Linked DNA regions of Homo sapiens: region 1 is linked to region 2. Evidence: read pairs that join two places in POLR2A ChIA-PET (ENCODE). Cell type or tissue: GM12878. All regions are shown on one strand. Links, peaks and the distances in the headings refer to the core of each region. The heading gives the core; the rest is flanking DNA. Region 1 overlaps CCDC141 (coiled-coil domain containing 141). Region 2 has its middle 13 kb from the start of TTN.

Region 1 (5,398 bases), core at 96-5,095, 120 kb after region 2:
AACTTTCCAAATTTACATTGCAACTAGAAATTAGCATACTGAAGAACACAAAGAACTGTATAAACTAGATGCAAACAGTGTTATGGCAAAAAACAATATGAGATCTATGGCTTCATTCTATTTATGCAAATGGAAACACGTAACTCTGTATTTTAGAAATAGGACTATGTCTAAAGACATATGTTGAGCCCATTAGAGTAGGTCCCTGTGAGAATGAGAATGTGAGGGATAGAGAGAATAAAGGGGAAGACAATAAGGTAAACCAAAAGGGAAGTGTAACTCTACTCTGAGGGCTAAAAAAATGTTTTTAAAGATATTGGGTGGATAGATAGATAAAAGGAGGTTAAGTGATTATCTAAAGTCACAAGGGAATCACAAAAAAACCTAAAAGGATGCTTCTTCTTCACAACGTAAAAGACTTACTACACAGACATTAATCAAATGTCCTTTTCATATCAGGCACTGTCCAATGTGCTGGGAATACCAAGGTAAGATACTGTCTACTTTAAAAAAATACTGCTACTTCCCCCGCCCAGACTTACTCCTTTCAACCAGCTCTGGAAAGGTGTTTTCTACACTCATCTTGCTTTCAATATAACAAGCATAATTGATACTGAAATGTACATCCTATCTCCTTTACAGGATTTGAAAATTAAAGAAAGTTTTGAGGTCATCTAGGCCTACCTCTCGTTGCTTCAGGAATCTCTTCTATTTCCCAACCTGTGGAAGTCTATTTTTCTGTCATGACCATGGATTATTATTTCTTTCCTACAGAATGGCTGTGGATAAGTCTATTGCCTCTAAGACAACTCTCCTTAGCCTCTCTTCTCTGGCTTACACATTATGAGGACTTTAACTCTCATCATAGACAGCCTGGTCTGATTGCTGTTTGCCTTATTCTGCCATATTCTGGTTTGACCACCCCCTCCTAACCAACAACTCATATTCCATCCATCTGTTCAAACCCCATCCTTCCAGAAAGCTGTCCTGGATCACCCCAGAATAAAGCACCACTCCCCCTTGTGCATATACACTGATGGGGGTCTCTCTAACCCCATATGATTCGGAGACTCCTGAAGTCTTAATAGCCAGTTATCTTGCCAGTGAATTATCTAGTGTCTGAAATTCATGGCAAGTATCTTTAGAACCTTTTTGTATCTACAAGTTATATGTGAGCATTCATCTTCATTTGACTGAATCAGTCTAAATAATTAGTCAACATTTTTGTAATTTGTAATTAAAGATGGATTTAAGATTGATGGCTCTATAGCTCAACCCATAGTTTGGAAGGAAAATCTTACATTGGAAAGAATGCTTCACATAAATAAATAAAAAAAGAAATCCCAATAAATAAACGAACCTCCCCCTTTAGAAAATAAATTTGCCAGGTATGAGAGTTCATGCCTGTAATCCCAGCACTTTAGAAGGCTGAGGTGGGAGGATCACTTGAGGCCAGGAGTTCATAACCAGCCTGAGAAACATAGCAAGACCCCGTCTCTACAAAAAAAAAATAAAAACAAAATTTGCCAGGTATGGGGGTGTGCAGCTGCAGTCCCAGGTGCTCGGGAGGCTGAGGTGGGAGAATCGCTTGAGCCCAGGATTTCGAGGCTGCGGTGAGTATGATTGCACCACTGTGCTCCAGCCTGAGTGACAGAGAGAGATCCCATCTCAAAAAAAAAAAAAAAAAAAAAAAAAAAAAAAAAAAAAAAAAAAGGGAAAAGAAAAGAAATTTACTCTCAGGGATGCTGTAGAGAAATAGGTTTCTATGCCTCACTTTTCAAAAACAGTTTGGCTTGAAAACTACTTGAGTACATGGGGCAATACTCAGCTTCTGCACAAGATGCAGAGTAGTTCAGGACCCTAAAGGAAGTGCATATACTTGTCTGGAACCTCCCAGGCTCAAACCATCCTCCCACCTCAGCCTCCTGAATAGCTGAGTAGCATGCAACACACCTGGCTAATCGTTTAAATGTTTTGTAGAGATGGAATCTCCCTATGTCATGCAGGCTTGTCTAGAATATTATTTATTTCTAAACACGAATGAGCTATCAAGCCATGAAAAGATATAGATAAACTTAAATACATATTACTAAGTGAAAAACACCAATCTGAAAGCCTACATACTGTACGATTCTAACTACATGACATTCTGGAAAAGGCAAAACTATGAAGACAGTAAAAAGATCAGTGGTTGTCAGGAGTTGGGGGTGTGGAAAGGAATGAACAGGCAGAGCGCAGAGGAGTTTTAGGGCAGCAAGAATAATCTGTATAATTCAATGATGTTCAATCATTCAATACATATCATCATACATTTGTCCAAACCCATAGAATGTACAACACCAAGAGTGAACCCTAATATAAGCAATGAACTTTGGGTAATAATGATGTGTCAATGCAGGTCCATTAATTGTTACAAATGCGCCACTCTGATGGGGATGTTGATTATGGGGGAGGCTACGAATGTGTAGGGGCAGGGTGTATATGGGAAATCTTTATGCCTTCCTCTCAATTTTGCTGTGAACTTAAAACTGCTCTAAAAATAGTCTTTTAAAAATTATTTTTTACATCCCTTATACCTGCAACTTAATAATATTGATGGAAAGAATATCTATATGCTTTTTTGTTTATGGACATCAGAGGTTGAAATATGAGCTATAAACTATGAGAAAAACTGTGCCCTACTAAGGTCAAACATTAACAAATATTCTACTCTAGACTGTCTTCAGGGCTAGAGGAAACCATAACTCTACAATTTATCGTGAATATAACCCCAAGGGATGTCTAAATTATGTGTACACTATATACTGCTTTTTTTGGTATTAAAGGAAGTAGCATCCTATGCAATTCTGGTGATCTCTTGTGCTTGGCATTTGGGGCTTTCGATAGAATTTTCACTGATAAAACTTGAGTTTGATACAAACAGAATAAATTGCCATATAATTCAATGAAAAAAGTTAACCTCCTAAACAGATAAACCAAATGCTGAAAAATTTTAAGAAATTAAAAAATAATCAGTCATTATTAGTCAACAGTCTTCTGTAAGTGCACCTTTTATCAATCAAATATTCAAACCAAAGACTTTGAATGCCTACAAGACACTGGAGTGTTCAAACAGAAGCAAGAAACTGAAACAAATGTGTCATGATCCCCATGAAAAGATTTAAGTCTAAATAAATGCAATCTACTGCCTCCATCCTCATCCTGCCTACTCCTAACCTCCCAGACATGTGAATATTTGACTTGTCTAGCCTGTATTCAACTACTGTCTAGTAGTGTTGGCCCATTGTTTTCTAGAGCTTTATGACTTAGCTCTACTTACAACTATCATAATCTAAAATATTAATATACAAAGTTCCCTAAATCTTGATAGTGATTATTCACTGTTCCCATCCCATCTACTATGACGGACTTCTGTTTTCTTGTGGATCAATATGGAGCCTCTGTAAAGAATTTTGGAAAGTATTTACAGACCCCCAGATGTATAAACGCACTGATTTTCAAATAACAAGACACAATGGAGAGAAGGTCAACCAAAACACTGGTGCTTTACTCATCTTGCTTTCAGCACTTCATGCTTGCATTTTAATGCATTCTATATACCTATAAGTGGCTGCCTGGCTGGTAGCCATTACTTCTTGTAAAACTGAGAAATCTGAAGCAAGTTAAAGAGCAAAAGACATGTAAATTGGAACAGCAATCAAATTATATCTGGAAGTCATAAAAGTGATGACTCATAGTGACATCTCAGTGTAGAAAAAAAATTTTTTAGAAAGCTAAAATGTATAATGTTTAAGAGCTTGGGCCTTTGTATTAGACAAAACCTAGAACTGAATTTCAAATCTGCCACTGACAAGATATATTACACTGGTCAAGTGACTTGGCATTTCCAAGCCTTTTTGTTTTATTTGTTTTGATGCATAAAATGGAGAAAATAATACCTCCCCCTTAGGGGTTTTATGATAATTTAGATAATGGATCTCATATACATACTATAGTGCCTGGCACATAGTAACTATTCAGAAAAATATAGTTATTGTTGTAGAAGCTGTTAATTTGTTTATCATTATTCTGGAAGCCCTGTCAATGCACAGTGGTATTTGCTAATGTTATTGGGATATTTTTTTACATGAACAGTAGATTAATCAAAGACAGTTCTCAGTTCTCCTCTAAATTACCCACAGAAGTATATTCAAGAAAAGTTAATGCATTTTTCAATTATTTTTAGTGTGTCTAATATATCTCTTACCTTTGCTTTTATTATCAGTTCCTCTTGCTTATGAATTCGATCCTCATTGTCTGAAAGTGATGAACCTAGACTTTGTTCCTGTAAATTTCTTATAGTTTTCTGAAACCAACAAGTAACCTAGGTAAAAGGCAACAAAGAAAGATCAAAATTCAAATGATCAGAATAAGTGAGTAAAAATTCAGAAATAGTCCCTCAACCTTTCAAAACTTAAGCTACTTTAATTTCTTTTTATATAAACCATCTCATGTATTAAAATAATATGAACAAGTTTAGAATTTTTTCTTCATTTAACCTCTACATGCATAAAAGAGAAAAAATCCCAAAAAGTATGAAAATGACTAATCAGTTCAGTAGATTACATGGCATGAATAAAATGAAAATCTCCTAACAAAGAATCAAAATAGATTCCCAAGCAGTCCAAAAATCATGAATTCATTTAAAATATATCTTCTTTCCTGGAAATGAATATGAATCTAAGTATAGTTACGTAAACCCATATGAAGATATTAAACAGCAGAGGTAGAATTATATTTTCTGCCATAAAATAGACTATGCAGAAATATTTAGTTTGCTACAAGTGCTGGAAATCTGTATCCAGAAAATAGAGAGGTTATTAACATTTACATTGACTTGATTTATAATACATGCCATATACAGTGCTGAAACTACAAATAGCAAAGGACTTGAAATAATCTGTACCTTTCTAAATGATGCCAACACTTGACATGGGGGCCCTGGATGCAGATTCCTTATCTCAATTAAAGGAGACTTAGATTTTTACACTCGAATCCTGTATAGCATTGTCCTTATGATCACATCATAATGACTGATTCTTAAGAGACTACTACAAGCTAGTTGCTTTTTGGGCATCATCTCTATTTCTCTCAACAACTTTATAACAGTCATGATATCATCATTTTAGAGATGCGGTAACTGAGTTTTGAAGAGGCAGCTTATCCACAGCCACATAGTAAGTAGCAGAGACAGAATTTGTCCTCCAGTCTGCAGGATTTCAAATCCATGCTCTTTCCATTGTGCCCTGCTGCCATGCTTGAGTTATTTAAGGTCTTACAGCCCTGCCATCAGCGGGAATGACTTCAAATCTGAAAAATGAACACTAGCAGCCCATTCAAAATAATGGGCATATAAATC
Region 2 (5,398 bases), core at 176-5,175:
CATTCTTACCACCTCCTAATGTCTAGCAATGATCAATAATTCCCCTGACTGAAAAACCAAAAGCAAAAGTAAAAACAAAAACAAAACCCATAAAGGTGACTTTTTAAAATTTTATTTTAAGTTCCAGGATACATGTGCAGGATGTGCAGGTTTGTTACATAGGTAAACATGTGCCATGGTGGTTTGCTGCACCTATTAACCCATCACCTAAGTATTATTCCCCACATGCATTAGCTATTCATCCTGATGCTCTCCCTCCCCCAACCCTCAACAGGCCCCAAGGTGTGTAGTTCCCCTCCCTGTGTCCATCTGTTCTCATTGTTTAACTACCACTTATAAGTGAGAACATGTGGTGTTTGGTTTTCTGTTCCTGTGTTAGTTTCCTGAAGATAATGGCTTCTAGTTCCATCCATGTCCCTGCAAAGGACATGATCTCATTCCTTTTTATGGCTGCATAGCATTCCATGGTGTATATGTACCACATTTTCTTTATCCAGTCTATCATTGATGGGTGTTTGGGTTGATTTCATGTTTTTGCTATTGTAAATAGTGCTGCAATGAACATACATGGGCATGTATCTTTATAACAGAATGATTTATATTCTTTTGGGTATATACCCAGTAATGGGATTGCTGGGTCAAACGGTATTTCTGGTTCTAGATCTTTGAGGAATCACCACACTGTCTTCCACAATTGTTGAACTAATTTACACTCCCCAAAACAGTGTAAAAGCATTTGTAAAGGCGACTTTTATCAAGACTCTTGAATAGAGTCATCTTGTGAAATTCCACTTTCCTCACATATAAGGGAGAAAGAAGGGCAGACAGAAGGAGGAACTTGTTCTTAAGCTACTAAATTACCAAGCTTTACTGGGGATCTGTCTGAGTAAGAGTTTCCAAAGTAAAAAAGCTACATTCTTGGAGACTATTCTAGAGACAGATTTAAACAGAAGTAATAAAGACGACATTTGGAACTACGCATGTAGCCATTGATTGCAAGTGTACTTAGGGGCCTTTTTGCCAAAAAATGATAACCTACACAACTTTTTTTGCTGTCAAATTCCAGAATATAGACTTCAGTCTGTTGAATTTTGCAGGCTTTTATTTGATACATTTAATTGAACATCATCATTATCATTTTGCTGATATGTCAGGGCAGTGGTATGTCAGGAATTTTAGCTCTCATAACAAATTTATTCAACTACTTAAAACTATTTAGTAATCTACCCAGGATAACTAATCCATTTAAGAAGAACAAAAATAAGAAAAAGTTTCAATAATTAAGAAACAGTAAAATAGCTTTGTGAAGAGCACATTATTTGCTGGATTTTATTTTCTGAATTGTACTGACAAAACACCAGTGTGTAATCTTGACCAAGCTTATGCTATCTTGTTTCCTTAAATAGTGGTTCTCAACCAGGGATGATTTTCTGCCAGGGGATATTTGACAATATTTGGAGACATCATGGTTGTTACATCTGAGGGTGGAGGTGCTAATGACATCTAGTGGGTAGAACCCATAAATGCTGCTAAACATCCTACAGTGTATAGGACAACCCCCCAAACACACAGAATTATCTAGTCCCAAATGTCAACCTTGTATCAAGGTTGAAAAATCCTGCTTTAGAGAAATACACCACAAATACCACATTTTCCTCATATTTAAATAATTTTAATACATATACAGATATCTCATGAAACATTCATCTCAAAACCTAAGCAAAATACAGTTTTTTATATAGAACATTTTCTGGTCAGTGTACACACAAGTTGAATGGTTTTTGAAAAGCATTCTACTGCATTAAAGGACATAAATAAATAAATATATTTATTAAGCTTCTCTCACTAAGTAAAGCACACCACTGATACTTCCTCCTGCTTATCTGATACATAAAAGGACATTAAGCCATCATTTCCTGCAGTTTATGTTCCATAACACGGCAGTTGATTAGAAAGATGTAGTTACTTCTGTTTGAAAATGTAGCTGCTGCTCTGCCCTCTGGCTCACTTTGAAAATCTGTGGTTCTGAAAGCTCAAGGTACTATTTTTACTCTTCGTATTTGGCTCTGACCTGTGAGCTACATTCCTGCTTCTCATTTCCCTTGGTTTGGCCACACCGGTGGAGAGTGGGGCTGTGGTGTGTTTTTTTAAGGTTGGGGGAGGGGTTGTAGTTACTCAGACAAGATTCTGATAAGTTCACGCTCAGGGTGGTTTTGACTGAAAACTAGAATTTATAATTTTACAAATCGGATTCTCCTTTTAGATATGTATTTTTATTAAACATATTATATCTTCCCATGAAAACAGAAACATGGCAAATAATAACTGAATATTGTTGGGCATTTAAAAATATTTTTATTGAGGCTCAAGCTTAATTTGGAAGAAAATTGTGAACTATATTCTATTTGTAATTACTTTACATGCAATAAAGTAATTTTTCCCTGAGAATGAGATCTAAAGTTTTCAGATTAAATTGAAATGAAAGAATTTTTTTAAAAAGTTATTAATTCATATGAGCTGTTCTGAAGAAAGCATTAGAAATGTGTTAAAGCTTATTTCAAAAGGGATCATAATAGAAAAATAATTTGACTTAATGTCTATATAATAAAGGCTAAGATTTTTAAATTGCCTGAAACTGGTACTGAGCTCTTCATTAAAGCAGGTACCATGTGCGTGGACATTTTGATAGCCCTTTTTAGAGTGCTACAGTCTTATAAGGGTATCTATCTATGAAGTTCCTCAAGGTTCCACATGTTAAAGATGTCAAAGTGACTTTTTATTTTCTATGTTCTATTATACCACTATGCATTTTTATAATACTCACTGGACACAAAACAAATGTTAAACTAGGTTTGCATTTGTCTAGAGAATGACAAGATCTATGCTGACTTTCTTTTTTCTAACATAGGAATAAATTTTTCATCAACTAGCTATATTCCCAGTTATTTCATCACTCAACAAAGCCACAACTGCATGAAAGGGCTTTAAGCCTGGGACTTTTGGGGGTGAATAAGAGCCTGATTATTTGTTTGGGTATACCAAGTTTTTAGTGAACCATATTTGAAGTCCTACAATCATATATATATTTATATTTTTTCTTTATTGAATAAATAGAATTTGTTATGACTGCCAAAAAGTACACTATTCTGAGCAAACAAAATTATTACCTTATCTGTCTTCTGCTTCCCAGGAAATTTCCTTTAAATTTTGTTCTAAACCTTGACTGTTCTCTTGATCATTTGGCCCCAAACACCAAGTGCTTGGCAATATCACCTGCCTGTTCCAATGAGAAAATCAAGAACACACTGTGTGTTTAATACCCCTTAGAGATCAGTGAGAGCTAGACGCACATTTAGAAATGGTCTATTTTGCACCATAATTCACAGGCAAGGAACATGAGGGTCAAAGATTTTAGTGGCCTAAATCCTCAGAGTTCTTCTGTAGCAAAGCTAGGATTAGAATTTAGGTTTTTACACATGAAAAAATGCTCATCATCACTGGCCATCAGAGAAATGCAAATCAAAACCACAATGAGATACCATCTCACACCAGTTAGAATGGCAATCATTAAAAAGTTAGGAAACAACAGGTGCTGGAGAGGATGTGGAGAAATAGGAACACTTTTACACTGTTGGTGGGACTGTAAACTAGTTCAACCATTGTGGAAGACTGTGGTGATTCCTCAAGGATCTAGAACTAGAAATACCATTTGACCCAGCCATCCCATTACTGGGTATATACCCAAAGGACTATAAATCATGCTGCTATAAAGACACATGCACACGTATGTTTATTGTGGCACTATTCACAATAGCAAAGACTTGGAACCAGCCCAAATGTCCATCAATGATAGACTGGATTAAGAAAATGTGGCACATATACAACATGGAATACTATGCAGCCATAAAAAATGATGAGTTCATGTCCTTTGTAGGGACATGGATGAAGCTGGAAACCATCATTCTCAGCAAACTATCGCAAGGACAAAAAACCAAACACCGCATGTTCTCACTCATAGGTGGGAATTGAACAATGAGAACACTTGGACACAGGAAGGGGAACATCACACACCGGGGCCTGTTGTGGGGTGGGGGGAGTGGGGAGGGATAGCATTAGGAGATATACCTAATGTAAATGACGAGTTAATGGGTGCAGCACAGCAGCATGGCACATGTATACACATGTAACAAACCTGCATGTTGTGAACATGTACCCTAGAACTTAAAGTATAATAATTAAAAAAAAAATCCCTCCTGAAAAAAAAAAAAGAATTTTGGTCTTTAGCTCCTCCAAATAGTAACATTTTAAGAGGAGTAATACAGAATACTCCAATTCTTTAAAACAAGTGCTCCCTTCTCTATGAATACAAGATTGAGAATGGGCTCAAAAGCATGACATTTTATAAAATTAGTGTTCCACTATTTTAATGAGCAATATTTAGGATTTCAATTTACTTGCATAAAGGTACATGATAACCTCAACAAAAAGCCTACATTTACCCAATTAAAAAGGATTCAGATGGCCCTATGTTTCTCAGGGCAACATCAATGGAGGGCCGTTTATCTCATCTATGTTATCTCTAAATGGAAATGTTTATATCAGACATATAAAGGCATATCCATCATTAGAAATTTAAAACAAAAGTGAAGATTGTAATTTATTTTCAGTAACATGTACAGCCAGTGTCATATAATTTAAATATCAATTATACTCTGATTTCAAATATGTCTGTTAATGTTATTAAAATAACCATGTAATCTTTGCACTGTATATGGAGTCTGTTTGAGCCAACCTGCAAAGTTTCAGATTGGTGGAAAAAGAAATATTTCTCCATGTGTCCACATATGAAAAGGAATATAGCACAATGAGAAGCCAGTACATTTGACTGCAGAAAACTGTCTTAACTTGCTTTGATTACTATCCTTCCATAAAACAAACCACTACTCTGCAATGGGATGTTTAATTGGTGTACGTTAATGGTGGTTAAATATTAACCACCATGATTATTTTTTCTCTGAGTTGGAGAAATTTCATTTATTAAGTGCATTTTGAGTCAATAGTTATATAAGAATAAGCATCCTCTATCTGCAAAAGTTTGAATGAGATAATCAGATTAAATTTATTACCTTTAGAGGAACTTAATGTCAAATTATACTTTAAGGAATTCCCAGTAAAGCTAAGAAACAGGCAAGCAAATTCTGTTGTTTCCAGGTATTTAGTAGACTTAATATACATTTTATTATTAGCATATAAACCATTAGCAATAAAAAAGAAATAAACACACAAAACATTTGTTCCCGCAGTAATCATGTATGCTTTAGTAACCTTAAGATATGAGCTAGAAAAATTCATCTTTAAAGATCTAGATTCAGTACTTTTATGGAAGCTTGAAATACCA

Evidence for each region. Peaks named below come from ENCODE experiments on the same cell type or tissue, not always from the same donor. Only the 100,000 strongest peaks of a DNase experiment are listed, where the experiment ranks them.
Region 1: POLR2A ChIA-PET joins it to region 2 with 5 read pairs; 2 of 35 experiments call an interaction of 5 or more read pairs at or near these places.

The regions. Positions count from the first base shown.
Region 1 is chr2:178,940,289-178,945,686 of GRCh38, forward strand. CCDC141 (coiled-coil domain containing 141) reads right to left here. Exons shown (of 24, transcript NM_173648.4): 6 at 4,247-4,363. Among named protein-coding and RNA genes, the nearest start is that of CCDC141, 110 kb to the right of the region's middle. In GM12878, for the core only: no CTCF peak of the experiment used is centred there; no DNase peak of the experiment used is centred there.
Region 2 is chr2:178,818,174-178,823,571 of GRCh38, forward strand. It overlaps a transcript of CCDC141 not described here. Among named protein-coding and RNA genes, the nearest start is that of TTN, 13 kb to the left of the region's middle. In GM12878, for the core only: no CTCF peak of the experiment used is centred there; a DNase peak (open chromatin) is centred at 2,088.